Regions from separate parts of the Mus musculus genome. Here region 2 is linked to region 1. The links are chromatin loops, found by intact Hi-C in ENCODE. Cell type or tissue: left cerebral cortex. All regions are shown on one strand. Links, peaks and the distances in the headings refer to the core of each region. The heading gives the core; the rest is flanking DNA.

Region 1 (15,356 bases), core at 1-8,000:
CTATAGAGTACTTAAATATAATAAATAAATCTTAAAAAAATCCAAACATATAAAATAATAAACATTTTTAAAAGATCCACCTTAAGCAATATCAAAAGACACAACATGACTAAAAAAAAAAAAAATGAATGTACTTCACAGACAAAGATCAAATTTTTGTTTGTTTGCTTGTTTAAACAGGGTCTCACTATGTAGACCAGGCTGACCTCAAACTCACAAATTGTGACTGCTTCTGCTTCTCAGGGGCTATAATTAAAAGCATGGCCATCATACTCAGCTAAGATCAAATTTTAACGCAGAAGAATTTCACTGGTATGGCGTGTGTATGTATGTATGTGTGTATAAATGTGTATATGCACATATGTGTATATATATATGTATATATATGTGCATATGTGTGTGTGTATGAAACATGTATCTACACACACACATGTATACCATGCTAGCAATGTTAATTCAGCAAACCATGAAATAATTTGGTAACAAAAAAGTGATGTGTAACTAGGTCTTAGGAATAAATGCAGCTCACATTTCAAAGAGTAATAATGGAATTTAAAAATGTATTAAAGAAACAGTAAATTCATCATCACAGATGAACTTAAATTATTTTAAAGGAGAGAGAAATAAAGCTAAATAAAATTGTAAGTTTTAAAAAAGTCTATTCTTATCAAAGACATATGCCAGGAATGGATACCAAATGCCATAATAAATGCCAGCAAGGTAAATATCAATGAAACAGGAGACGTCTAATGGAGAAGTGGCCAATGTTCTCTGTAAAGAGACAATAAACATTTTTGGATTTTGGGGCCTAAAAATCTGGGTTTTTGTTTGTTTGTTTGTTTGGTTGGTTTTTGGTTTTGGTTTTTTGAGACAAGGTTTCTCTATATAGCCCTGGCACTCACTCTGTAGACCATGCTGGCCTCGAACTCAGAAATCCACCTGCCTCTGCCTCTCAAGTGCTGGAATTAAAGGCGTGCCCTACTACTGCCCAGCTAAAAATCTGTGAAACTATTCAACTCTGCTAAGGATCTTTTTTGGGGAGTGGTATTTTGGCAGTGCTGGGGACTGAACAGAACAGAATTGCTATTTAACATAAAGGTAATCAAAGTATTGTAATAATTAAATCAATGTTGGCATGACAATAAAACTTTACTAACAATAAAACTTTACTAGCAAAAAGAATAAACAAGAGAGTTTGGCTTACAAAGTATAGTTTGTAAAACCAGAAATCTTAGAAAAGACATAGTTATTTAAGAATTACCATCCGAGCTGAAAAGATGGCTCAGCAGTTAAGAGAACTGGTTGCTCTTCCAGCAGGTCCTAAGTTCAATTCCCAGCAACCATGTGGTGGCCCACAACCATCTATAATGAGATCTGATGCCCTCTTCTGTCATGTAAATTGAGCACTCATATATACATAAACATGAAAAAAAATTACAATCCACCAGGGTGGAGCTCCATCGCCAGGGTAGGATGCCTTCCTAGAATGAACAGTTGGTAGACTGAAGCCTGGGGTTCAATCCCTTGCATTGCACAAACCCAGTGTAGTTACATACAACTGTAAATCCAGCCATTAGGAGATAGAAGCAAGAGGATATAAAATTCAAGGGTATCCTTAGCTACACATCAAGTTTGAGGCTAGCTTGGGCTATATGAGGCTCTGTTTCTAAAAAGATGAGAAGAGTTGCTTGTTTCACTACTGGGATTACTAGAACTGAACTAGGAAGAAGAGTAGAAAGCCGTGCAGTATTTACAAGAGTAATTACAAATACACAATAAAAAGAAAATGAATGTACTAGAAGGAATTACAGAACTATTATTCTTTATAATTTCTGTCTTCTTACCCAAGATATAGAATCACAAAATAGTAAAAGGAAATGTTGTCAAACTTAGAAAAACAAACTTGTTTAAAGCAAAGACCTAGAAAAAAACTTATAACACACAGTTGGGGAGTGGTGGTGATCTCCTTTAATCCCAGAACTTGAGAGGCAGAGACAGGTGAATCCCCTGTGAGTTAGAAGCCAGCCTGGCCTACAGAGTAAGTTCCAGGACAGCCAGGGCTATAAAGGCCAAACAGAGAAACCCTGTCTCAAAAAAAGAGCAACCAAACAAGCAAAAACCAGAAATAAATATTTGTAACATATGAAAGAAAATGTTTTCTTATTTAAAGAATGCTTATAGAGTCCAAAAGAAAAATTTTAATACTTGAAAATGATTAAAAAGAAATTATTTGGGGCTGGTAAGATGGCTCAGCGGTTAAGAGCAATGACTGCTCTTCTGAAAGTCCGGAGTTCAAATCCCAGCAACCACATGGTGGCTCACAAAAATTCGTAATGAGATCCAACACCCTCTTCTGGTGCGTCTGAAGACAGCTACAGTGTACCTACTTATAATAATAAATAAATCTTTAAAAAAAAAAGAAATGATTTCATCTAGGTTTCAACTGTGTCAATATACACAGTTGAATATATGCTATATTCTAGCAATGAATATACAAACATGAAATTAAGAAATCAAACCCATTTATAATGCCATCCAAACAATTCTTGGAATTCAGCTAGGTTTGAAAAATAAAAAGTTTGGCTGGGTGTAGTGGCACATGCCTTTAATCCCAGCAGGAGGACCTGTATGTTCTCATCTACAGAAGTCCAGGACAGCCAGGACTCGGTTACACAGAGAAACCCTGTCTGGAAAAACCTAATAAGTAAATAAAGTGGTGGTGGCACATGCCTTTAATCCCAGCACCTGGGAAGTAGAGGCAGAAGGATCTCTGAGTTCTAGGCCAGCCTGGTTTACACAGGAAAAAAACAAAAGAGCATGTTTAAAAAAAAAAGTAATAGAAAGTTAAACAAATAGAAAAAGTAAAATAAAAATAAAAAGCAAGTACAAAGGAAAAGTCCTTATCTTGGAAAAAGAAGGGCAGTGTTTCCAGGTGTAACACAGCCTAACTGAATATATGAAATATGACAACAATGGCTTTCATTTAATAACTATATTTTATACCAACTTTTCAGATAAAACCAATTTTAAAATAACCATGTTATTGTTTTGGTATAACCCACTTAATGTGAGTTATAGCTCAAGACATACAAAGATAATTGGCATAAACAATTATACAAGTATCAATTTAATAAGATTATTTATGACTAGTAAATGTTTGAAAACTATTCCCTAGGGACTACAAAAACATAAACACATAAAAAAAACATGTTTATTGTTAGTTTCAAATATAAAATCTAAAATTAAGCCTTACAGTAACTAAAGATAAAATATTTTAACCTAAATATAAAATAAGACTTGGTCTACAAGAGAGCGTACCTGGGGACATTATTATTTGAATCTTCACTTTCATTTGCCAAACCACCAAACAAATAGCATTTGTTACCATATAAAGAGAAGCTATGTCCAAGCCGCGGACAAGGAGGGAAACCAGAAGGAGGGGGCTGGGGTTTCACTTTTTTCCATAACCAACGACTTGCCTAAAAAAGAACATATTCATATAAAAGCAGGAAACATTTCTATTTCTATACTTTCAACAGTGAAACACCATACGAATACATCTGAATCTCACCGGAAGATCCAATAAGCTCCTCTGGGGACAAATGACAAAAAAGTATCTAACTAGTGATTTATATGTTGAAACAAGGTCTCACTATGCAGCCCTTGCTGTCCTGGAACTCACTGTGTAGACCAGGCCGCCAACTTAAGAGCTCTGCCTGTCTCTGCCTCCCAAGTGCTAGAATTAAAGGCATGCATCAGACTCAAGAGAAGTGGCTACCTTCTGAGAGTAAAATGTATATCCGAGTAAGGCTGGCTATGGTAATCCCAGACTTTGTAAGGCAAGAGGATCAGGAGTTGAAAGCTAACCTTAGCTACTGAGTGAATTTAAAGGCAGCCTGGACTATGTGAGATTTGTCTCACAAAGCTGTAAGTATATATGTAGGTATATGTGTGTATATGTATGTGTTAATAGACATTCAGACTAATCTTCTATAAGCTAATACTAATAATAATAAGTAGTAGTAAGTACTATCACTTCTAATTTTTTCCAAGCGAAAAGAATTTAAGTATTTGTATGTAGAACTTTAAGAATAGAAGCAATTCATAAAAACTTGCTTTTAGATATTAGATAAACCATGAATGCTAAATAACCTTTAAGTAAACAAAACTCATTTAACAAAACCAAACTCCAAAATGTATTCTTTTAGCCATGAGAATCTTCTCTATTTTCAATTATATGAAATGGTTGCTTGCTTGGAAATAAGTACAACCCATTCACATATGTCAAGTGGTAGATACTCTCATGATCATGGATGGTCCTTGGAACACAGCGAGATTAGTCAATGAGGACTGACTGGTTTAACAAGCAAGTCAAACCTAGAAAGCCCAGGTGAAACTGTCCCCTCTCTCTGCATGACTACAGAGGAGGATAGTTCCTACTGTTAAAGGAAACCATTCCTTTCATACCGAGACACTGCAAGCACAGTCTCGGTGGTAGAAACGCCAACATCCAGGCTCCACCACAGACAATACTGATTTCAAACACCTAGGGGCAGACTCCAGCAATCTGCTGTCATCAGTTGGGAGGTGCTTGTGTTGTAGACTAAAGGACAACTGTGTCAAAGAGCTGCTGAAGGCTAGATACCCTTATGCTATAAATGTCATACCACACCTATGACAAGACAGCAGATATTTTGACTTGTTAGTAGAAGTGGAAACATTTTCTTTGAAGCTATAAAATGCAGAGCATCTGTTTCTGTCACTGTACTAATAAAATACTTGTCATCCCTTTAAAAACTATGACAATTTCATTAGCTCTTCACACTGAAAACAATAAATGTAAGATATACTTACTTGTAACTCATATAACTCATTGCTGTATCTTCCATATTCAACCATTCCCCCAAACACTAGGATTCTAGTCCCATCACAGACAAATCCATGGGCTGCACAGCCTGGAGGGATGTCTCCTCTAACAGCTGGTAGGAACCACTGGTTTGTAACTAGTTGAAAAATAAAATAAAATAAATTATAACAAGTTACCACACTCCATGAGTGATAAATATATTAGTCAAAGGATCTATACATATAATCAAAGAATATGTGTATATATACTTACATAATAATACATACATACATACATTCATGCATGCATATCCATCCTTTATTCCAACAGTTCTCAATTGGGGACTATTTTGCTCCCCCAAGAATACTGATTTTACAATGTCTAAAATCATATATAGTTGTCACAACTGGGATGGAGGTGTAACTACCAACCCATGGCTCGAGCCTGAGGATGCCAGCACGCATCTTACAACATACAAGGTAGTAGCCACAGCCAAAAATCACCAGTCCCAAAATGTAATAATGCTGCTGTTGAAAACCCAGATCTGGGGCAGGCACTGGTGGCACATGCCTTTAGTCCGAGTAAAGCACTTGGGAGGCCGAGGGGCTCATTGATCTCTGTGAGTTCGAGGCCCGTCTGGACTACAGAGCTAGTCTTAGGACAGCCAGGGCTACACAGAGAAACCTGTATTGAAAAAGGAAAAGAAAACCTGTTCTGCATCATTGTACTCTTAAAAAAAAATCCTGGTGTCACCCCCCATTAAAGAAGTGGAAAACCTGTGATTTAGAAAGACGTGGTAACTTTAATGCTGATTTAGAACAATTGCCAAAGCAAGATTCAAAACAGACCCAATTTCTTCTAAGCCCAGGGTATTTACACTATACCAAATCAAACATCTTCAAAACTTTTTCTGTTGGAGTACTGAGGAGAGTCAAAACTAACAAAATTTCTCCTACCGTTTTTAGCTTTTAGAGGACTACTGTGATCAAGTTGTTTCATCAAAGTTGTAGGTTGTGAACTAAAACGACACCAAATTCAGTATCTAGCCTTAACTAGTTTCCTATGATTGCTAGACTACTTGTAAGTGGAGAAAATATACTTTCAACCAGCACGGAGGTCAAGACCTGCCCCCTTAACAAGTGACACTTCGAGCTGTGCAGCGGTGCCTTAGCTATGACAGCCCCTTGGCGAGGACCAGCCCGGAAGGGCAGAGCACATACACTACAGACATCGGCTAATCAGAGACCAGTCCGCGTTCACCCACAACTCTCTCCGCCGCGAGTTTAGAGAACTGTCTTGCGGGCTTCCGCCCGGTACTAACTGTACCTACGCTGAAGAGGCAGCCAGGAGAACCTCCCCGCCCCTCAACTCTCTAGGTTCTAAGAAGGGGGCTGGGGGAAGGCAAAGACCACCGAGGCCCGCCTTGGGGTGGGTTTTGTTCTTGACACTGGCGGGATCTCCACCCCTTAAGTGACCGGCCCTAGGGTGGAGGCCCAGCCGTGGAACCCGCCGTCTCGGGTCCACGGGGAGGGATGGGCCGGGGTGTCTCGATGTCTACCGGTGGAGTCACGTCCAGCCCGCGGAACCGCGAGCACCGAGCCGCCTTCCAACACGTTGCGAGCTCGGGCTGCCGACCCAGCCGATCTTCCCCCGCCGCCTGCCCGGCTGGGGTAGCGGCGACCCGGCGGTGACAGCTGTCAGGCCCGCGTCCGCCGCTCCTCCCCTCCCCCTCCGCGGTCCCGAGGCGGGGTCGCCGAGCCGCCGCCTACCGGTATTGTAGACGTGCAGCTCGTCCGCGATGCCCTCGTTGCCCCCGCCGAAGATGATCATCAGCTCCCGGATGGCCACGGCTCGGTGTCCGTGCCGGGCGCGAGGCACCGGTCCGGTAAAGGAGGAAACCCGCCTCCAGTTGAGGAGGCTGGGAGCCGCCATCTTCCCAACCCCCGCCCCTCGGCCCACAATGCCCCGCGCGCCACGGGCTCCACGGCTCGTGGGGAGGACGAGCGCCGCCTCCAGCTGTGCGCGGGAGGCCCGGCACGTGACCCGCGGGCCCCGCCCCCCCAGCCCGTGGCGACGTGGCCCTCGGGGCTCCGCCAAGATGGAGCCCCTCCCGCCAACCCTGCCAACCCTCCTCTCTGTGGCTTTCAGTGGGGTGTTCGGGGAGGAGGTTACAGCTTTGTCCTTTAGGTCCACTTGGAGCATCTTCTGTGTAGGAGCGTCACGCCCTGGAAACTGTTATCACAGGCACTGGAGAAGAGCTGCCTGCCGTGTAGGTCCCAAGTGATGAGAGCACAGGGAGCGCCTAAGGCAAATCTGTCATCTCAAAGGAGGGTCTCCCAGACTGCAGGACAAGGACAGTGGACACGGTGGCTAAGTGCAGGGCCTGAGCACGGCTCAGATTTGGAGGTGACAAGCCTACACAGCAAAAGATAACCCCAAAGGTGATTTTCGGTTCATTTAGGTGTATTAGTTGTCTTGTTGCTGTGAAAAAATCCCCTGACAAAAACCTTTGAAGGACAGAAGGGTTTGTTTCCCCTCACTGAGAAGCCCATCATAATGAAGAGGCTTGGCTGGAAGTGGCTGGTGGAATTTCATCTGCAGAGAGCCACGGATGCTGGAACCGGGCTGCCTTATTATTTAGTCCAGGATGGCATCCCAGTTTATTTCTACCTTAATTTATTTCAACCTTACATCTATTCCCACCTTAATTAATCTGATCTAGATAACCTCATAGGCCTGCCCACGGGCTTGTCTCCTAAGTAAGTTTAGATAGTATCAAATCAGCAATATCGACCATCACAGCAGGTCATTATTTTCATGCGGAGGCTTCTTTTTATAGTGTTGTTAATATTCTTAGACAAAAAGACTAAGGGGGAAACCCTTAAAAGTTGCAAACTCAGTGTTAATTTGGAAAGAGTCTATTTTGTAGGCCTGCTATATCAAAGTGCCACAAGCCTTGTGCCTTGAAAGAGTTGAATGGCACTCAGGAGTAAGAGTTTGAGGCCAGCCTGGCCTACATGGTGAATAAACAGCCAGGGCTAAATGGAGAGACCCTGTATCAAAAAAACAAAAACAAAAACAAAAACAAAAACAAAACTGGGTTTGATTTCCAGCACCTACATAGCTGCTTACAATGGTCTGGAACCCTCTGTTCTGGGGGATCTACACCCTCTTCTGGCCACCACAGGTACCAGGTGGGTCTGTAGTTCATAGACATACCTGCTGGCAACGCACCTGTACTCATCAAAGAAAATCTTAAAAAAGAATAAACACATTAGAATTGTCTCACAGTTGGAGAGAAAGTCTGAACAGAACACCAATGTAGGTAACACGTGAAGGAAAGGTTGGACAGGGTAGAGAAGGAGGGTGAGCTGTACCCCTAAGAAACCAGCATTTAAAAGGTTATAACAGAAGGCAAAAGGGAACTGGGGACTTGTTCTATGGGTTTGGCTTTGAAAACCACTTCCACCTTTATGAACCTCCCTTTGCCTGTGGCTTCTTCTAAATATCAGTCCTCGCCAAGTTCCCTTTTGACCTCTTAGCTATTAGTGTTCCATTTCCTTTAGAAGCCACACAGAGTTCATGTAGGAGGAGGAAGTGTTGGATTTGCAAATTAGGAGGTTGCTATTGGCCTAGAGTTAAACACTTTAAGTGGAGGAGGAGAGGCTAGAGAGAGCCAAAGAATGAGTGGGGGAGGAGATGCAGAGAGCATAGTCTATTGTTCTTTGGAGTTGTTGCCATGGAAGCAAGAACCTGTGCCATTCTCAGGCTACACCTCGCACATAGTTGTCATTCAGTAAAATAATTTCTATAATCTTTATATATTACTACTGCTTCCAATCCTATTCCTTAGCTACAGGGCATTGAAGAGCCAGTTGTAGAGCAAGACACCAGTGCCCAAGTGTGGCAGACCTCTGAGAGCTATGGGCAAGGTCTCGGTTGAGGACTCTGGGGAAGACTAGCGGATGAGCTCAATAACAGATGGTCTAATCAGGCACTGTTCTCAAGATGAGAGAGGCAGACGTCTATTTACAGATCAGAGGGCTCTGGCCATGGTTCTTAGCTAAAGCTGTAGCGGGGGCCATGGAGAAAAGCAAGGTGGGGCTCTAGGCCATGTGGGAATCTAACCGTGCTACCAGACCAGTGATTTAGACTCAAGAGCCAAGGAAGAAAACCAGTTACAGCAGGCGGGAGCCAGGGGCCCAGTGCCAGGACTTGGGTGCACAAGCCTTTGTTGCCCTTTATCAGGTAGGAGAAAGAGCCAGAGCACTGAAGCTTAAGCTGACAAGAACATAACCCACAACTGAGGTCCATCAAGCAAGAGGGATTGAGAGATGGCTGTCATTTCTACCTCCTGTGTGGGATCTTGGAGGCCAGCCATGAGAGACAAAGGGAGGAAAAAAAAAAACCCTATCAGCTTGACCCAGTCTAGTGACTCATCAGCTACTACAACATATTTCCTTCCTTCATTGACCTTAGTAGATATTATCTGAAGACAATGTCTCTCCCTCAACCATTAACTGCTAGCAGCTCCTAAGGAAGGGGTGGTCTTCAGGATCCTCTACCCCCCCCATCTGTAAAGGCACACTGCTAGGTCCACTCTTATGCAGGTGTAACTGCAGCTTCTGTGAGTTCAAAGCCCCCCTCCCCCTATCATGAAGCAACCCTAATTAAATTCAGTGGGAGACACAAGATAAGAAAATAGAAAAGAGTCTAGTTGGCAAGAAGGAACGGTTCAGTGATGCAGGAGAGAGACAAGAAGGTAATGGGGTACACCCATTATCAAAACAAATCCAGGTATGAAACTGTCAAAAATCATGAGTCGAGAAAAATAGGGATATTTCCTAAGACATTTTAAACAGACTCACCAAAGCCTGATCCAGTCAGCAAGAGGAAATGAGAGCTGGCCTTCAACTAAAAGAATCGTGACTCAGACACATAGTTTAATGATAAATGGCACCACAGATTAAAAGTGGACATGAGGGCAGATGTTATCATGTTTAGCCGTGAGCCTATGTCCTGAGATAGATGTATCACTAAGTAAATGGTGTGATATCACGGTATGATGGATACTATAGAGAATTCATGAGCATGTCTAATGATATAGCCTATAATGTGCCTGGGCTATATTGTATACACTATTTATTATAATGATGATTATTGTTTTATTTTTAAAAGATTTTAAAAAATTATTTTTAAGTGTGTGTGACACATATGGGTATGTGCATGTGTGTGTGTGTGTGTGTGTGTGTGTGTGTGTGTGTAGGAAACCTCGATAAAATGCCAGAAAAGAACATCAGATTCCCTGGAGTTAGAATTCTAGGTTGTTGTAGCTGTCAACGAGAGTACTGGGAATCAAACTCTGGTCTCTGTAAGAGCAAGAAGTGCTCAGATCATTGACCAATCTCTCCAGCCCATTGATGTTCTTTTTAAACTTCAGTTTTTTTGTTTGATTTTCATTAATCCATTTATTTATTCACCGTACATCCCAATCGCAGGCCTCTTCTCCTTCCAGTCCCTCCTCCTCTTCTCCTCTGAGAAGGGGGAGGATTCCCATGGGTATCTGCCCACCCTGGCACATCAAGTCATGCAGGACTAGGTACATCCTTTCCCACTGAGGCCAGACAAGTCAGCCTAGTTAGGGGAACAGGATCCACAGTCAGGGTAAGACCCTGCTCCAGTTATTAGGGATCCACAGGAAGACCAAGCTACACATCTGCTACGTATGTGTTGGGTTCTGGGTCCAGCCCATGCTTGCTCTTTGGTTGGTGGTTCAGTCTCTGTGAGCCCCAAGGGTCCAGGTGAGTTGACTCTGTTGGTCTTCTTCTGGAGTCCCTGTCCTCTTCAGGTCCCTCAAGCCTTCCCCCAACTCTTCCACATGACTCCCCAAGCTCCATCTAATGTTTGGCTGTGGGTCTCTGCATCTGTTCCCATTGGCTGCTGGGTGGAGCCTCTCAGAGGACAGTTATCCTGTTTGCATGCATAACAGAGTATCACTGATAGAGTAAGAGATTGGTTGGCCATTCCCTCCATCTTTGTCCCTGCACACCTTGCAAGCAGGACACATTTTGTGAGTGGGCTGCTGTTCTTGTGCCTCCACTGGGAGTCATGCCTGGCTATAGGAGGTGTCCACTTCAGGCTCGATATCCCTCACTACTAGGAGTCTCAACTAGAGTCACTCTCATAGACTTCCTGGTACCTCCTCAAAGCCCTCACCCCATCCCAGATCTCTAGTATGTCATTGAGTGCCCTCCATAGCTGATTTCTGTTTCCCACCCCCTGCTCTCCCTATGCTTGATCACCCTGCCCCATTCCCCTCCCCATCCTCTCTTCCACGCAGTTCCCTCTCTCCACCCACCTCTGATATCTATTTTATTCCTCCTTCTGAGAAAGATTAAAGCATCCTCCCTTGGGCCTCCCTTGTATTTGCCTTCTTTGGGTCTGTGAATTGTAGTGTGGGTATTCTGTATTTTATGGCTAATATCTATTTATAGGATATCCACTTTAAAAAATTAAAAACTAAGACACAGGAGCCTTTGGGCTAAGGACTGTAATGGCTCCCAGCTCTTACCACCCCCAGGATGCTGTGCTATTTTCACTTTATGTCCTTATCTCCAACAACACTTTCAAACAGTGTCCTTTTTAATTAATTCATTCCTTTATATTTATTTACTTATTTGTTTTGAGGTGGGGGTCTCTCTGTGTAGCCCTGGCTGTCCTAGAATTAATTTCATAGACCAGGCTGGCCTTAAACTCACAGAAATCAGCCTGCCTCTGCCTCTGCCTCTGCCTCTGCCTTCTGAGTGCTGGGATTAAAGATGCTCTACCACGTAGTGCATACAGCCCCTTTTAAAACTCTCCTCCTAGTTTGTAGTGAGCTGTCTGTGTGCTGTAAGGACTTTAACCTATTTAATTGTAATCTCTTCATACAGCTTGTACAGCCATCTGCAGAAACATAGTGTGGGCCTTTGAGCCTCAGAAAGAAGTGGCTACTCTACTTCCAGCATCAAGGTTGGATTTCAGACAGGAAAAAAAGGCAAGGCCCCAAATGGTCTTTTGCCAGAAAAATGGGAGCTTTCTAGGAAGTTCCAGACAGTAGCCTTCCACTCACATGCCTCCTTCAGCTGCAAGAACTGCAGAGGCATTGTATCTACAGACATTGCTGTCCAGGTAAGAGAGTCATCGTATTTCTACCAGAGGAACAAAATATAGAAGGACTCAATCATGAGGCTGCAAGCAAAGAACTAGTTTTCACATTTGTACAACGTTACAAATAACTTACTGTCATAATTCTTCTCCTATTTCATACCTTAGGATTTCTTTATTCAATATTAATAATAAAATTGGTACATGCACTATGGAACATAATATGGATATTCCTCAAAAAAAAAAAAAAATACAGAGGACTGGCAAGATGGCTCCATGGGTAAGGGAGCCTGCTGCTAAGGCTAAGGGCAGGATTTGATCCCTAGAACCCACATGATGGAAGGGGAAAACTGACTCCCATAAGTTACCTGATGATGTCCACATGTTCACTGTAAGATGCATGGTCATGTGCACTCACACATACACACACACACAAATTAAAAATTACAGTATAATCCAGCAACTCCAATTTCTTGGTATACATCCAAAAGGAATGAAATCAATAAGTCGATGAAACGCCTGTTTTGTTTTTGGTTCTGGTTGTGAACTGAGTGCTTCCCATCCATGAGTCTTTCACTTAGCCCAGCCCATGCAGAGAGACCTGTGCTCCTAGCCTCACTGAATACTGCTCACAATAACTCAGCTATGGAAACCATCTAAGTGTCCAGTAATGAATGACTGGACACAGAAATCATGGCACATTTGTATAATGGACTATTTCTCAGGCAGAAAAGGAAGACCCTGACATTTGGAACAATATGGTTGAAACTTAACAATCTGCTAAGTCAAATAACCCAGACAAAGAAAGGCAAACACTGTAAGTGCTTATATAGAGAATCTAAAATTGTTGAACTTAAAGAAACTGAGAGTAGAATCATGTTTGCCAGGTACGGGACCAGGAGGGTAGGAAAAATGGGTAGATATTTGTCAAAGGGTACCAACTTACAGCTGTAAGATGATCATACTCACAGGGGCAGTGAGCAGGATATAAAATGAACATGTTAAAAAAAAAAGACCTTACTCTGGGAATCTAATGTACAACATATATGCTGATGCGTTAACTTGACTTGGAATCATTACACAGTTTGTGGGTGTGTGTATCACATCATGATGATATATAGCTTGAACAGATTAATTTTTATCAATTAACTATTAAATATAAAGCTATTATTACATTAATTAAATATTATTTTTAAACTTCTATTTAAATATTATTTGAAAGCACCAGCAATACTTGTTTCCATTTATTGGGGCTTTTCTGAGTATTTTACATCATAATGGAGTTTCTTTGTCTTTTCTTTTTTTCTTTTCTCTTTCTTTTTCTTCTTTTCTTCCTTCCTTTCTTCCTTCCTTCCTTCCTTCCTTCCTTTCTTTCTTTCTTTCTTTCTTTCTTTCTTTCTTTCTTTCCTTCTTTTTTTTTTTTTTTTTGAGATAGGGTTTCTCTGTGTAGCCCTGGCTGTCCTGGAACTCAATCTGTAGGCCAGAATGGCCTCCACCTCAGAAATTCACCTGCCTCTGCCTCCAGAGTGCTGGAGTTAAAGGGTTGTGTCGCCACTGCTCAGGAGAGACATTTTTTTTAAAGCCCTTACTTTAACTGACCAGACCAGATCTTTATGCCCTGGAACCCAGTCACCACCACCTGGCATGCACGATACATTTTCACCCTTGGTTCTGTTAGGCCTCTTCTAGCAGAACTCCTAATAGATGGAGAGACTGAAAACCTGCAATAGTAAATAAATCTAACAACTGAGCTCCAGTGTACCCTTGCACCATTGAGGTGTCACTGATGGCCTGAGTTTCTTTTTCTTCTCGTTTACATCATAAGGAGGAGGAATCCACCATACAAGATGGAAATGCTGGTCATAGATAAGAAACCTCTTGTGTCCTCAAGGCATGGCAGGAATAGGAGAGAAAGGGACTGGGAGTCATACATTAGGGACCAGAGGAAAGGGTTCGAAAATAATGACCAGAGAGATTTCAGTTAATATGAGAAGTAGGTCCTATGAAAACAGTTACTATTTCAGTCTTGAAACTCATGCCAATCATCCACTTATCCAATAGTAGAATAATTCAATGCCAGGCATCCTCTTGAGTAGATGAGAGGTACAGATGAGGTGATCTTGGGAGTGAACTGAACTGAACAGGCATCAGCCTACAGTCCTGTTTGTGGTACTGCCTTGGGACCTGTCTGAGGGACCACTCTACCACATCTGATACCCTCATGAGTGGGCAATGTGACTCCCAGAAGGCATGGTTATCAAATGAAAATCCCAGGCATGTGATAACACCCTATGAGTCAATGGTTATGGGAGGCCAGAGTCTCCCCAAACGATACGAACTATGACAACTGCATTGAGTGCTAAGCGCTAATCTGGACTCTATATCAACTCTTCGTCTCTATGTGAGGCTCAAGGAATATCACAGAAGAGAAGGCTGAAAGAATTTAAAACTTGGAAAATTGTGGCCGTGGTTAAGAGCACTTGCTGCTCTTTCAGAGGACCCAAATTTGGCTGGAATCTGAAATGTGGAGCAAAATTTAGCTTACCTAACACACTGAGAGAACAAAATGAAGCAGAAGGTATGAATCTGTTTTTATCAATGTTCAAAGTTCCATGTGATTGGAAGGAAGTGACTGCTTGTGATGGAGGCAGCCATCGAGGAGTTCCTTATGAAAGTTAGAGAGAAGCCATTGTGGAATATGTTCCATGATCCTGGGCAAAGCTCTGGTACCATTCCTACATTTCTGGGGATCAACTGCAAAACCACAGAACAGCAGTGTTGCCACCAAGTCTGCCCCCTGACTGATGCCTCTCCCCTCCAGAGGGAATACACCCCACCTGGAAGCTTCTGTCTTTATCACAGCCTCAATAAAAGACGATGGTTGTCTGAGACATGATTTGCCATGGTAACATTTCAACACACAGGAGATTTCAAAGATTCTCAGCAAGAACCTGGCTGAAATTAGAAATTTACACTAGACGCACGACGGTATAAATTCACTTTCCAAACATTTGTTCTTCCCTAGGTTTGCAGCTTTTACTCCAGAACAGCCCTGTTTTGCTGAGAGTTTCACACGCAGACTGCAAGAGAAAGCCGAGAGAGGAAGTCTGCCCCAGCCAGCCAACCTGCCCTGCCTTCAGGACGAGCACATCTGGAAGCGTTTCAGGAGCAGCCTCTGCCTGCACAAGGCTTGGGTTCCCAGAGGCTGCAGGAGTGGAAGAAACCCGAGCCATTCAGGCAACGCAAGCGCAAGCGGAGGTGGGTGTGGACGGCTGAGGCACACTCAGGGCTCGCAAGCCATTTGGGATTTCCAATGGGATCTGGGAAGCAGCTGAAGCAACAGGCAGCTTAGTGGTCCCGCGAG
Region 2 (15,356 bases), core at 3,248-11,247, 47 kb after region 1:
GTCCCAAGTGTGCTAGATCTCCATGAAGCTCTGCTTATTTTTAACTCAGCAGCCACCTGCTCCAGGAAAGCTAGGGTTTATATAAGCATAATGAAGCTACTGAAAAGAATCGAGGCATAAAAATGGAGACTACGTATGTGTGCGTGAAGGAGGGCTACAGTTGGGAGCTGGAGGTAGGCGGAGTCGTGAGGTCAGCAAAATCATCCAAAACACCTCTGCTCTTGTAACTTCTTTGCTTAATCGTTGGTTAGCTCTGATTCTTCCGGAAGCCAAGGAAAGCCAGCAGCACGACAGCTATGTGCCTTGGTGTTGGCCACATGTTTGAGGAGAAGCCAGTCCTTTTCCTAGTGCTAGGGGTCATTTTTCTTGCAAGAGTGCCCACACATATGAAGTGTCCTTCATAAAGAACAGTTGTGTGTGTGTGTGTTATATGCTTATGTGTCAGTGAGCCCAAGCAAGCCTTTCTCCAGTGTCCCCCTAGTTCCTCACCCCTCCTTCCAGTCCCAACTTGTCATCCCCAGCACTGGGGGTTCAGATAAGTGTGCTTCACTCATCTGTTCATGTAGGTACTGGGGATTCGAACTCAGTTCCTCATGTTTACCCGCTGAACCATCTTTTCAGTCCAAGAGCAGTTCCTAATGGCAATTTTGTAGAGACTAGCCACCTGCTATATGCAGTTTATTTAAATCCTTCCTTTCTAATTAGCTTCTAAAGCCTCTGTCTGTGACACCACTCTTTCCTAATCTCAGTCACTTACTGTCAGTTGCTTATGATAATTGAACACCACTAATGAAAACCCTACAAACTCGTGTTGCTCTGACTGTTTTCTGGAACAAGAAGTTAAAGACTGGGCTTGTTGCTGGTGTGTGTGTGTGTGTGTGTGTGTGTGTGTGTGTGTGTATTAAAGCTATGAATTATCTAACTGATGAAAGGTAGAGAAAGCTGGAAGTCTGTACCCTAAAAGACTGACTAGGAAGTTTTGAGGACATCGCATCCTTGAATGGGATGTGGGCACTGCTTCAGTGAGTGGGGGCCTGGATGAAGGAGAGATTCTCTGGGCCAGCCTGGTTTCATCCCCTGAGACTAGAGGATCAGGTACTAAGAAGCCAGGTGGGGCTTTGCTTTATTTAGCCTATTCCTATACCATTCCACTCATGGGGCTAAACAGGCATGGTCAAAGCTTACTTGCAAGTGTGGTGTAACCTTCAGCGATTTGCCCTTTCCTACCACGGTCTCTCTGTCTTCACAGCTGAACTTTGTTCGGTTTTATCTCCCTCTGCTTGTCCACCAGCATGAGAAAGTCATCTATTTGGATGATGATGTTATCGTACAAGGTATGCTCACTGACTGCAGACAATCATGGAAGGGCGCAGCTGCCAAACAGAACGACTTATCTTTTCTCTTCATTTCCCATGTAACTAGCTACCTAGTGACTTCAAACACTTTATATAAAGCGAATACAGCATTGTTGTAAAACTAAGCATATTTTGAGATCGGGCAGTGGTGGTGTTCGGGAGGCAGAGGCAGATGGATCTTTGAGTTCAAGGCCAGTGTGGCTACAAAGCGAGTTCCAGGACATTTAGGGCTACACAGAGAAACCCTACCTTAAAACCAAAGACCAAACCAAACCAAACCAACCAAACAAACAAAAACTGGGCATATTTTGAAAGCAGGGTTTGATACTTCTCTGGATAATCTAGTGGCTTCTGAAGGCCCCTCTCTGATTGCCAAGTCTGCAGTAATTTCCTTGGTAGCATCTCTGCATTCCTAAAACATGCAGAGGTAAGGCATCACTGAGAGCACTTGGGTGTGTGTGTGTGTGTGTGTGTTGTGTTCTCAGACCTGATCAACACCCATCTGAATGTTTCAAGTGGCTCCCTCGATAAACTTGAGTGAGCTGGTTTTTGCTTTTTTTTTTTTTTTTTGGCAAGGTTTCTCTGTGTAGCCCTGGTTGTTCTGGAACTCTTGTTTTTGTTTTTTCAAGACAGGGTTTCTCTGTGTAGTCCTGTTTGTCCTGGAACTCACTCTGTAGATCAGGCTGGCCTTGAACTCATAAATCTGCCTGCCTCTCTCCCAAGTGCTGGGATTAAAGGTGTGTGCACCACTGCCCAGCTCCTTTTTTTTTTTTTTTAAAGTGATTTATTTAACTTTATTTTATGTGCACTGGTATGAAGATGTCAGATCCCTTGGAACTGGAGGTACAGACAGTTGTGAGCTACCATGTGGGTGCTGGGAATTGAACCTGGGTCCTCTGGAAGAGCAGACAGTACTCTTAAACCACTGAGCCATCTCTCCAGCTGAAATGTTCTTAGGAACACTGCAATGCCATGGGAAAATAGGAGCCTTGCACCTTTGCTCTACTGAAGTTAGGAATTAAGGGATGGTTCTGTCTAGTCCTGAGATACTTGTGTTCTATCTGCTGATACTTCCAAATGCAGGCGATATCCAGGAGCTGTATGACACCACCTTGGCTCTGGGCCATGCAGCGGCCTTTTCAGACGACTGTGACTTACCCTCTGCTCAAGACATCCACCGACTTGTGGGACTACAGGTGGGCATGCCATCATAGAATCACACTTTTATCCTTTTTCTCTGGCCCTTTGTCCAAATTATCATGATCCACCCATCCAAAGCCAGTGGGAACTACCAGGAGATGGGGACGGTATGGGGGTTCCATTTTCTCACCCTCTCAGGACAATTTCTGTAACCCCGTGGAGTCTCGCTTTTCTAATCTGCAGCATGGCACAGACGCTGTCTACTCTTCTGTGTTTGTGAGATACAATGGGATGCTGTGAGATGTCCAATGTGTAGAGAATGCTCTAAAGGGGTAGCTGTAACACTACTCATCACCACAGGCTAGGAGGGGTTTGGTTCCCAGTACATTGAGACTCACATCTTAATGTAACTCCAGTTCCAGGGGAACCAATGCCCTCTTCTAGTTTCCTTGGGCACCAGGCACACACACAGTGATAGAACCTAGTGGGGAAACCCCCACTCAATTCCCGATTCAGCGTGCACCCAAAGAATCATGAATAGACCACCCTGATGTAATTACATGAGGTAGTTTAATGACGGAGCTCCAGACCGACATGCATCCCACACAGGAGATAACAGATGTCGGCCACAAGGCTCAAAAGCTAGGGGTTTTTATGGGGTAAGGGGCTTAGGGGTGTGGAATTCAGCATAGCAACACACTATTGGCTTATTCAAACATCAGCAGAAAAATTACATGTACGTGTAGGGTGTCAGAGTTCTGTGAGTTGTTGACTCAGTTAAGGTAGCCCTGTTATGTCCTCACATTCCTCTTTATCTTATGGTCAAGCTATTCCCAGGAATGTTTTAACTACGGGGCATACCCGGGTTTGTTTTTCTTTATTCTCAGCCCCAGGCAACCTCTAGGTTCACAAACAACCAGCAATTTCTGAGTACTTTATATGACTTACAGGTCTTGAAATTTCATCTTTCTTTCAACAGTACATATACACACATGCAGGCAAAACACTCATGCATGCATGCATGCAAGATAAAATGAAATTGTTCTAAAAGGGGGAATAAGTAGCACTTTGTGGGCAGCAATGGGAAGACCACACTAGGTGCTGAAGCTAGCTGGTGTCAGGAAGTATTTTGAAGTTGGGACAACAGGATTTATCCACAAATTTGGATGGGGAGGAGCTAAGGATGGCTTAATGATTGTGCTTCTGCTTAAATAACAAGGATACAGATGCTATCTACTGAAACAGGATTGGCAGGGAGCCAACTTTTAAGATAGGACTCCATACAATCTGCCTGTTGGAGCTGCTTGCTTTTTATTGGATATTTTCTTTGTTTACATTTCAAATGTTTCCCCCTTTCCAGGTCTCCCCTTAGGAAATCCCCTATCACATCCCCCTCCCCCTGCCTCTATGAGGGTGCTCAGCCACCCACCCACCACTCCTGTCTTTCTGCCCTGGCATTCCTCTACACTGGGACATTGAACACTCTCAGGCCCAAGGACCTCTCCTCCCACTGATGTCCAACAAGGCCATCCTCTGCCACATACTTGGCCAAAGCCACAGGTCCCTCCATGTGTACTCTTTGGTTGGTGGTCCAGTCCCTAGGAGCTCTGGGGGATCTGGCTGGTTGACACTGTTGCTCCCTCCATAGGGCTGCAAACCTCCTCAGCTCCTTCAGCCCCTTCTCCAGCTCCTCCATCAGGGACCCTGCGCTCAGTTCAATGGTTGGTTATGCGTTTCCACTTCTGTATTTATCAGGCTCTGGCAGAGCCTCTCAGGAGACAGCCATATCAAGTTCATGTCAGCTAGCACCTCTCCAGCAACCTCCTTGGCATCCACAACAGCGTCCTTTAGTGACTGTATATGGGATGGATCCCCAGGTGCGGCAGACTCAGGATGGCCTTTCCTCATTCTCTGCTCCACATTTTGTCTCCATATTTCCTCTTGTGAATATTTTTCCCACCCTTCTAAGAAGCAGTGAAGCACACACACTTTGGTCTTCCTTCTTGTTGGGCTTCATATGGTCTGTGAATTGTATCTTGAGTATTCCAAACTTTTGGGCTAATATCCACTTATCAGTGAGTATATACCATGTGTGTTATTTTGTGGCTGAGTTACCTCACTCAGGATATTTCCAAATTCCATCCCTTTGCCTAAGAATTTCATGAATTCATTGTTTTTAATAGCTGAGTAGTATTCCATTGTGTAAATATAACAAATTTCCTGTATCCATTCCTCTGTTGAGGGACATCTGGTTTGTTTCCAGCTTCTGGCTATTATAAATATGGCTGCTATAAACAAAGTGGTCCATATGTCCTTATTTCATGTGGAAGCATCTTCTGGGTATATGCCCAGGAGTGGTATGGCTTGGTCCTCAGGTAGTACTATGTCTAATTTTCTGAGGAACCGCCAGACTGATTTCCAGAGTAGTTATACCAGCCTACAACAATCCCACCAGCAATGGAGGAGTGTTCCTCTTTCTCCAGATCCTCGCCAGCATCTGCTGTCACCTGAGTTTTTGATCTTAGCCATGCTGTCTGATGTGAGGTAGAATCTTTGTTGTTTTGATTTGCATCTTCCTGATGACTAAGGATGTTGAACATCTCTTTAGGTGTTTCTCGGCTATTTGAGTTTCCTCAGTTGAGAATTCTGTTTAGCTCTGTTCCCTCTTTTCTTTTCTCTTCTCTTCTCTTCTCTTCTCTTCTCTTCTCTTCTCTTCTCTTCTCTTCTCTTCTCTTCTCTTCTTTTCTTTTCTTTTTTTCCCTTTCTTCCTTCCTTCCTTCCTTCCTTCCTTCCTTCCTTCCTTCCTTCCTTCCTTTCTTTCTTTCTTTCTTTCTTTCTTTCTTTCTTTCTTTCTTTCTTTCTTTCTTTCTTTCTTTCTTTCCCTTCCTTCCTTCCTTCCTTCCTTCCTTCCTTCCTTCCTTCCTTCCTTCCTTCCTTCCTCCCTCCCTCCCTCCCTCCCTCCCTCCCTCCCTCCCTCTCTCTCTCTCTTTCTTTCTTTCTTTTTTTTGACACAGGGTTTCTCTGTATAGCTCTGGCTGTCCTGGAACTCACTCTAGACCAGGCTGTCTCAAACTCAGAAATCCACGTGCCTCTGCCTCCCAAGTGCTGGGATTAAAGGCATGCGCCACCACTGCCCAGCTATTCCCTATTTTTCAATAGGGTTATTGGGTTCTCTGGAGTCTAACTTCTTGAGTTCTTTGTATATATTGGATATTAGCCCTCTATCAGATGTAGGATTGGTAAAGATTTTTTTCCCAATCTGTAGGTTGCCGTTTTGTCCTATTGACAATGTCCTTTGTATTACAGAAGCTTTGTAATTTTATGAGGTCTCATTTGTCAATTCTTGATCTTAGAGCATAAGCCATTGATGTTCTGTTCAGGAACTGTCCCCCTGTGCCCATGTGTTCTAGACTTTTCCCCACTTTCTTTTCTGTTAGGTTCAGTGTATCTGGTTTTATGTGGAGGTCCTTGATCCACTTGAACTTGAGCTTTGTACAGGGAGGTAAGAATGGATCAATTCGCATTCTTCTACATGTTGACTGCCAGTTGTGCCAGCACCGTTTGTTGAAAATGCTGTCTTTTTTCCACTGGATAGTTTTAGCTCCTTTGTCAAAGATCAAGTGACCATAGGTGTGTGGGTTCATTTCTGGGTCTTCAATTCTATTTCATTGTTCTACTTGCTTGTCACTGAACCGATACCAAGCAGTTTTTAACACAATTGCTTTGTAGTACAGCTTAAGGTCAGGCATGGTGATTTCCCCAGAAGTTCTTTTATTGTTGAGAATAGTTTTCACTACCCTGGGTTTTTTGTTTGTTTGTTTTGTTTTTGTTTTTTGTTATTCCAAATGAATTTGAGAATTGCTCTAACTCTATGATTGCATTGAATCTGTAGATTGCTTTTGGCAAGACGGCCATTTTTACTATATTAATCCTGCCAATCCATAAATGTGGGAGATCTTTCCATCTTCTGAGGTCTTCTTTGATTTCTTTCTTCAGAGACTTGACATTCTTGTCGTACAGGTCTTTCACTTGTTTGGTTAGAGTCACACCAAGGTATTTTATATTATTTGTGACTACTGTGAAGGGTGTCATTTCCCTAATTTCTTTCTCAGCCCATTATACTGTTGGACCTGCTTAAGCATCAAGAAGGCAGATGTGGCAGTTAGAAGGCTAGAGAGGTCAGAGCTGTCACACAGATGGAATGTAGGGCCCTGAAGCAGAAAGGTTGTCAGTGGAGTCAGACAAGCAAGTAGCAGGTGCTGGGACTGAGCAGGGCACCCAGCATTCAGAAGCTGGAAAGGAGGTAAAGCCAGCAATGGAGAGTGAGATAGCTCTGTGGGTAAAAGCACTTGTCCTGGAAGTCTGACTTGAACCCAAGATAAAAGTTGTCCTTTGCTTTCTACACACACACACACACACACACACACACACACACACACACACACCTTTAAACATATGCTGGGCATGGTGGCACATGTCTTTAATTCCAGCACTGGAAATGCAGCGGCAGATCTCTGTAAATTTGAGGCCAGCATGGTCTACATAGTGAGTTCCAGGATGATCAGAGCTACAAAGTGAGACCCTGTTCACACAACAAAACCCACCAAAGGAAGGCAGAAAGCTGCCAGTGGGCAGTAGGAAGCTCAGAGATAGTGTACAAAAGCTTCAAGAATGTAAACCATTTTCCCTAAACAGAAGATTCCACCCTGTTCTTTTGCAGAACACATACATGGGCTATCTGGACTACCGGAAGAAGACCATAAAGGACCTTGGCATCAGCCCCAGCACCTGCTCATTCAATCCTGGTGTGATTGTTGCCAACATGACTGAATGGAAACACCAGCGCATCACCAAACAGCTGGAAAAGTGGATGCAGAAGAATGTGGAGTATGTGGACAGGTTTCTCTGCCACCATTGCTCCCAGCTGGGACCAAGTGGCTCGGCTCATCTTTGTGTGGCTCAGGAATTAACACAAAACAAAACAGGACACCTGAGGTCAGATTCTCACAGAATCTGTCAACCAAGGAGCATGGGGACGATCTGTCCCCAGGTGACAGAAGTCTGAGAAATTGCCCTTTCTTCTTCCCAACAAGCTGCTTAATAATGTGGCTTGAATCTTTTCCACTGGGGGTGGGGGGGCAAACTTCATTTATCTTAGCTGAGTTTCTTTTACTGGACTGCTTTTTTGTGAAGGTCTCACTATGTAGCCCTCATCTACAGGCCTGGGCCTCACTAAGAAACCAGGCTGGCTTTTGTCTCTGATATGCTGGGATCCAAGATGTGTACCATCACACCTGGCCACAGACCTACTTTTAAGGCTAATTTCATAGAGCCAGCATTTTAAAAAATACTTTTCTTTGATGCTTATTTTCTCTCTGTGTGTGTGCATGTGTTTGCACATGTGTGTATGGGTGGGTGCACAAGTATGTGTGAATAACTTCAGGGTTCATCCTCACCAGCACAGTTCAGCTCTTTTTGAAACAGGATCTCTTGCTGGCCCAGAGCTCAGCAATTAGCCCAGGCACTGGCCATTCTGTCTCCACCTTTCTCGTGCAGGGATTCCAAGCATAGAGTTTTCACACGGGTTCCGGGGCTAGATCCACCAAGTACTTTACTGAGTGAGTTTTCTCCCCAGAACTTGCATTAAAAGTGACTTTTAATTTAAAATTTAAGAATTTTAGTTATCAAATTTTTAGAATAGAGCAACAAAAAGTTTACTAAGACAACCACTACCACATCATCGTCTTTCCTATCAGTCTTTATTATTTTTATATTTATAATATTTATAGTATCTAAAATATTTATATTAAAATTTAAAATATCTTATATATTTTAAAATTATTCATTATAGTTCCCCCATTTAAAAACAACTAATTTTAATTCTATGCATATGGTGTTCTGCTTCCTCCATGTATGTCTGCACCACATGCATGCCTCTGCCTGCTACCCTTGGAGGCCAGAGAGAGTGCTGGAAGTCTTGGAACCGGAGTCACAAACAGTTGAGAGTCAACATCTGGATGCTGGGGGTCCTCTGTAAGAGTCCCGAAGGTGCTCTTAACTGTTGGGCCATCTCTCCAGCTCCTACACCTATGTATCTCAGTACCATTGAACTTGTATGTAATTGTAAATACTATAGATCAGAATTTGATCTTCTGAGCCTACCATTAAAAAAACCCTGAGAGTTAGTGACAGGATATTAATAAGTATTAACATCGTGAATCTAGGTGACACATGTGAGAGTGTGGACTTAGGTGACATACATTGGGAGACAGTGGCTCTGGGCCAAGTACTGTGATTCTACATGGGAGATAAGGTTTAATGGTGCGTGCCTACAATCCCGGCACACGGGAAGTGGAGGCAGCAGGCTTGACTCCAGGTTTTCCTCTGCTGTATATGGACTTCAAGACCAATCTGCTCTACATGAGACCCCGTTTCTAACAACAAAAACTCCTGATTAAAAAAATAGGAGTTGGGGGGAAAGTAGAGAAGCCTTCTTTCTCTTAGGACCAGCCACATTAGCATCTATCTAATTCCTGTTAGTGAGGGCTTCTAACCAAATGTTTTTGTTTTTTTAAATCCCATTCTTAGAGAAAACCTCTACAGCAGCTCCCTGGGAGGAGGAGTGGCCACTTCTCCCATGCTGATTGTGTTTCACGGGAAGTATTCCACCATCAACCCACTGTGGCACATACGGCACCTCGGTAAGTCCTTCCAGGAAGCAGGGGAAGTGAACTTCTTACTCAGCGAACACCACCATGCTATAGCCCAGGGGTTCAGGCCCTAGGAGTGACCTTGGCCACCTCTCTGCCTTAACCCTCAGGCTCAGAATCTGCAAATGCAAATGGTGTCTTTAGTTGCCAGAGGGAAGTGAGCATTCCAGGATTCAAGATTCTGACTAGGGTTGGAGAGATGGCTCCAGTTAGGTGCGCTGGCTGTTCTTTGAGAAGACCCAGGTTCAATTCCCAGCTCCCAACTGTCTCTAATTCCAGTTCCAGGGGATCTGACACTCTCATGCAATACATGTAAAATAAAAATAAAATTTAAAACAAAGTATCTAAAGCTTACAGAGTGATGCTCAGCATAGAACTTCCATCTTGCGATGCTCCAGTGTACAGAGCCTACTGAGTGTGACCTTAAGACAGCTTGCACTTTAATGCTATCAGGCCAAAACTCTGTTCCCATAGATGTAAAATCCCATCAAAGTGGAGGTCAGTAACAAGTAGCATGAAGCTGGGCTGGGGATATGGCTCAGTGGATACGAGCACTTACCAAGCAAGCATGACACCACTTTGGATCCCCAGGACTCTTGCAAAAGGCAACAAGCATAGTTAGTGGCCATCAGTAACCCCAGCTCTCAGATAGCTAGGACAGGGTTCTCTGGGTAAGCTGGCTAGCTAGACCAGACACACCAGTAAGCTCTGGGTTTAAGTGAGAGACCACTGCTTCAATATTGGAGAGAAATTGAGGAAGAAACCTGATATCAATGTTGGCTTTCCAGACACGTGTGCAAAATGGAAAAAGGAAAAGGACAGACCCTGGAGCAGACTCAGTTTGACACTTGTGAATTACTAACTGCTGATATGCAGAAAGGGCACAACCTTTCTGAGGAAAAGAATCCCGTTTTCCCTATAAGGTTTGGAATCAGGCAAGAAATGTAAAGAGCCAGATTCTATTGTTTCTGACAATGCAGAGAGTGCCATGTAACTGACACTGTTACAAGGCCATGATCCTGGCTGACCATATTTTCTCTACACTCAATGGAGTTTCATTGTTGTTTATGGAAAAAACAACAGCAGAGGATATTTGTTATATAAATTATATCTGCATGACCTTCTAGAAGTACTGTAGAACACTCCGAGGAATGGCAGTATTAAGATCTCTTCACTATCATAACCTTAGGCTTATGTAATGTATGGTTATCACCAAGGGGGCTTATTAAGGTGTGACTCCTGCTAACTGGACACTTTTACCATAGCTTGTATCCAAGGTTCCATATAAAATCGTCGTCACTAACAAGCCTGTTGTTTATTTCCCTCCACACACACCGAAGGCTGGAACCCTGATGCAAGATATTCGGAGCACTTCCTGCAGGAAGCTAAACTACTCCACTGGAATGGAAGACATAAACCCTGGGACTTTCCTAGTGTTCACAATGACTTATGGGAAAGCTGGTTTGTTCCTGACCCTGCAGGGATCTTTAAACTGCATCACAATAGATGAAACACTCCAACAGTTAAAATACACCCTGGATAAAAATGGAACGGGCCCTCTGTATCTTCTAACACTGTTCTTTAAGAGCAACTCTTCTGATATATATGACCTATGGTGTAAGAGACAAATACTACTGTGTACAAGTTGAACCAAGGCCCACACAGATAGACTTAACTTCTTGAAGTTCAAACGATTGCCATGAGCAGCCCCTACTCATTCTTTTCTTTTGGTGTTTTGAGACAGGGTCTCGCTATGTACCCCAAGTCTCAACCTGAATGACAACTATATCTGAAAATTTTCAAAATCTCTATTTTCTCAGTTAGATATTTTGGGAGCAGTTCTTTTGTTTTACTTCTAAGATGGGATCTCCCTGGCTGGAGAGAGTGTTGGCTGTTCTTCCAGAGGACCCAGCTTTGATTCCCAGAACCCACATGGCAGTTCCAGGGGCTCTGACATTCTCTTCTGGCCTTCACAGGCACTGGGTACACATGTGATGCACATATGGAAGGCAAAATATCCATACATGTTTTCAAAATAATAGAAACAAGTTAGCCGGGTGGTGGCGGCACATACCTTTAATCTCAGCACTCAGGAGGCAGAAAGAGTTTAATCTGTGAGTTCGAGGCCAGCCTGGTCTATACAGTGAGTTTCAGGACAGCCAAGGCTACGGAGAGAAACGCTGCCTCAAAAACAAACAAACAAACAAACAGGGTCTTTCTCTATATCCCTGGATAAATTGGAACTCACAACTTCAAACTCACAAAGATCCTCATGTCTTTGCCTCCTAAGTACTGGAACTGAAGGCCTGGGCCACCACATCTGGCTGCAGGGTTTTCTTTCTTAAAAACAGGTTGCTAGTCTTGTCTTTTACAAAATTATAAATTAAAAAAATGTAGAATCTGTAAAAATAAACTATTCAAGCTTTTGTGATTTTTGTCATGTGACATGTAAGAGAAAGTAAGCCATCCTCAGGTTTCCAGTGGGGAGGAATACCATTAAATCCTGCTGGAGGAAAACCTGTATACTAAGCATAGCCATTCTTAATGTTTATTGTAAAAACGCTCAGACTGCGCATGTTTAAAATCTCAGTATTATTTAATGAGAACGCCCCACCCTGCCATGTACAGGGTGCCCCGCACTCGCTACTCACCCACCATGTTAAGGAAAAGCACCAGGAAGTACAGAGGGTCCTCATGGCTGCTCTCCAGAGTTATAATTTAAAGGTATTTCTCCATGGTAAAACTACAATAGTTACATACCAAGGCAATACTACATGCTTTACATAGTCCCATGAAAAAAAGAATTCAATTGATCCTAATCCCTGATGCAAGGCACTTCAAAGCACCCGCATAAAATGCCCATGTAAACAGCAGTGCAGTGCACCTTCCAAATAACATGACTTGTGCACAACCTGACCCAGACAGAAGGAAAAAGAAAGCCCATCACTGCCACAGCTAAAGGCATGTTAAAATTTCCACCAAGAGACTGCTTCCCTCATTGTTCACAGAACAGGCTACATAACCTTTGTGAGATACAAAACCCTCGTGGGCATTTCATACTGCCAAACCAGCACGCGCCAGGGGTGGGCACCAAGTCAGAGTGCTCAGGAGTGAGAGCGCTAGGCATCGCTGAACACGCACGTTTCCTAGCCACCAGCCCGGGCAGGCTGTCTGTAGCACCATGGAAAATGCATGAGCAGCCACAAAGGTACAAATTCCAATCAGCTCTTTCACGAGGCTCACTTAGTCCACAGTAATCAACAGTAGTGACAATAATTTTTAAATCATTGACAAATGATTAGCTTTCCCTAGAAGAGAAGTTCTGTATCAGTACATCCCATGTACACAGCACCAGTTTAAACAGGATTATCAAACACCTGCAGCAGCGCGTGGCTAACTGGAAAGTTCATTTCTTAGCGCTTTCCATGTCGGGATAAAATCACAACAGTGATGAACACTGACGGGGGATTCAGTAAAACAGAGGGGTGGCAACTGTCCAGGTTCTACTGCCTTCTCAGGAACCACAAGAGGCAGAGGCCAACGGCAGGGCTCAGGCCCCACTAGGTTTCTACTACCAAGCAACTGCCACACACACTACTGGGAGAGTAAGGGGGTCTGCGTGTGACTGCAACCCAGAGGGTTCTGAGTCCACCTCCAGCTTCGAGTCCACGGAGGGCGGAGGGTTAGTCGGCTTCCAACAGAGATAGGCACATCTGCCTTTCACCAGCTTGATTCTTAGTAGCATGCCCTACTTAGGCATTTAAAGGGATAAGGGCATATATAGGTATGCACAGTGAAGAATCAACTATAAATATTCCGACTGTTGCTTTTTTAAAATTACAGATTGAAGTGACTCCTCAGAGAAAACCGGTTTCTTCATAAATGAAATATAGTATATAAAAAGCTGGAATGATGGGTAGTTAAAATACAAAACTCAAGTACAAAACACCCTATTTTTCCTTTCCAAACTACATAGATTCATACAGTTGACTCTACCATATAACTGCTCCATATATAATTACACCACTAGCGTAAAGGACCATTAACACTAAAGCCCCTCAGTTAGCACACTGAGGCTCTCCGTCCTGAGGTCTGCATTAGAACTGCAGCCCTGAGCCCGAGCTGAGAGGCACCCTTCCTAAGCGTGGCTCTCTTCTTCCTGCTCTCGGGTCCCACAATTATTAAAAGAAGGGATCTGCTCTGCAAACGACTGTGCCATCCACTGCCCATTCGGAACATCGCTGGGGGCCGCTTCTCCTCTCGGCTCCGCACTGTGAGCTGCTGGGAAGGGAGAAAAAAAAATCTTAGTTCACTGTCAAATTTAAACGGATCTAATTAGGAGATTTTAAAAGTGCATTAGAGAATTATTAAAATACTGAGTTTTTAAAAACAATGATAAATTATTAATAGATTTTCAGACCGAGGATCAACAAATCATCATTTGCCACTCAAGGAGGGAAACACAAGTTGATTGGTTTACAAGCCAACTTAAGCATGACTTTAAACCCAGCACTTGGGAGGCAGAAGCAGGAGGATTTCTGAGTTCGAGGCCAGCCTGGTCTACAGAGTGAGTTCTAGGACAGCCAGGGCTACACAGAGAAATCCTGTCTTGAAAAACCTAAATAAATAAATAAATAAATAAATAAATAGCCCAACACATGTGAGAAGCTTTAGTTACTTCATTACATTACACATTAGTATTCTAAATCTTCAACAATCACTCTTTCTGTTATTCCCATCAGCCCAGTCCTCAGAAAGGACGAATCTGGAGGAAACATACTTAGCCCATTTGAAGCAATGCCACAAGGTTCCCCATTACATGGGTTTTCCCCATAGGCACCGCCGTAAGCTGCCTCATAGCCTGGATCATACTTTTCTTCCTTAACAGCCATCTTCTTTGCGTCCTCTGTGGGGAGGGAAAAGCAGGATTGAAACTGATGTTGTATAAAAGCTGTATTTTCTGTGCAAATACAGCCGAGTCATATAATTTGCTATTGTTATTTTCCTTTTAAGATATGTTATTTTTTATTTATAAGTGTGTGAGGCTGCATGAGTTTATATGCACGCAGATGCCTGATGGATGCCCTGGAACTGGAATTACAGGTGTCTGAAAATTGCCTGGAGTGGATTCTGGGAACCAAACCCTGGTCTTCTGCAAGAGCAGCACGTGCTCTCAACCACTGCCATCTCTCCAGCCTCTGCTATTGCCCTTCACGTTATTTATAGCATACACTGAATTAGCTTGTGAGAACTGGGAAAGTCCACTGCACCCAGCTTTAGGACGAGACATGCTCCTTGGACTCAGAGTACTGGGAAACCATGGTACAGGGACCTGTGCTCAGACACTAAGTTGTTATCATAGCGATTGGCTACAGTGCCATCTTCTTTCTTCCTGCTTTAAATCTGCGACTTCGTTCTGTTCTGTACACACAGGAAGCTGAGGAGGGAAGGGGATGGTAACAAACCTTGCGCAAGCTGCAGGTCAAATGTATACTGCACTTCCTGAACGTCCGCGTTGCGTTCAATGCCTTTCAGTTGGTCTCTCAAGTCCTTCAGCTTAATGTAGTAATGAACTTTGTCCTGGGCCCGGGGAAACTGAGCACATCTGGCGCTGGACGACGGCATGACGTAGCACAGCTGGGATCAAGGTTTCAGAGATGTTAGCAGCTGACTGAATCTACTCACATTGCAGTTAGAAAAACGGAACTTTATTTGGCTTAATTACTTGATGCTTATACGTAAAATCAAAGAAGCTGCATTTAAGATCCCCAAGTGTAGCTTGCTTTGAGTTCTTTTCTCATAAACTCTGGACAAAGCCTTGTCCATAATTAATTTAGAAATATCCCTAGAAGCTGGATGAAATACCAGAAGTGAATGGCAGCAGGGAAAGGCGTTTGCATTTATCATGCCGACTGATGACAAACTGTCCTTCAAAGAGCAGAAATCATTTCTTGTTCTATACATATAAGTGAGGAGATTAATATACTTATGGCAATTTTTAAGTTGGTTTCCTTTCATATATTACGATTATTTTGTTTTGAGACTGCCTCATCATATAATTATTTTCTATTTTTGATTATAGGATTTTTAGAAACTGATTAATGCAGATGTGTGGGTGTTAGCATGTTTTATAATAGCACATTTTCAAGAT

What was found. Hi-C counts contacts between places; a loop is a spot of excess contacts. Peaks named below come from ENCODE experiments on the same cell type or tissue, not always from the same donor. Only the 100,000 strongest peaks of a DNase experiment are listed, where the experiment ranks them.
Region 2: it touches region 1 in a loop (2.1-fold over the local background); 13 of 42 quality-filtered maps call a loop at or near these places.

Annotation. Positions count from the first base shown.
Region 1 is chr10:82,690,566-82,705,921 of GRCm38, reverse strand. Hcfc2 (host cell factor C2) reads right to left here and starts at 6,808. Exons shown (of 14, transcript NM_001368720.1): 1 at 6,616-6,808; 2 at 4,855-5,003; 3 at 3,319-3,479. The coding sequence starts at 6,778. Glt8d2 (glycosyltransferase 8 domain containing 2) reads left to right here and starts at 15,272. Exons shown (of 10, transcript NM_029102.3): 1 at 15,272-15,356. In left cerebral cortex, for the core only: a CTCF peak has its summit at 4,566; DNase peaks (open chromatin) are centred at 5,389, 6,177, 6,402, 6,804 and 1 more place; H3K4me3 peaks cover 3,281 bases; H3K27ac peaks cover 1,962 bases.
Region 2 is chr10:82,646,708-82,662,063 of GRCm38, reverse strand. Glt8d2 (glycosyltransferase 8 domain containing 2) reads left to right here. Exons shown (of 10, transcript NM_029102.3): 6 at 1,250-1,334; 7 at 2,439-2,551; 8 at 7,216-7,382; 9 at 9,084-9,196; 10 at 10,546-11,631. The coding sequence ends at 10,715. Tdg (thymine DNA glycosylase) reads right to left here. Exons shown (of 10, transcript NM_172552.4): 8 at 14,671-14,842; 9 at 13,986-14,111; 10 at 11,265-13,486. The coding sequence ends at 13,344. Among named protein-coding and RNA genes, the nearest start is that of Tdg, 25 kb to the right of the region's middle. In left cerebral cortex, for the core only: no CTCF peak of the experiment used is centred there; no DNase peak of the experiment used is centred there.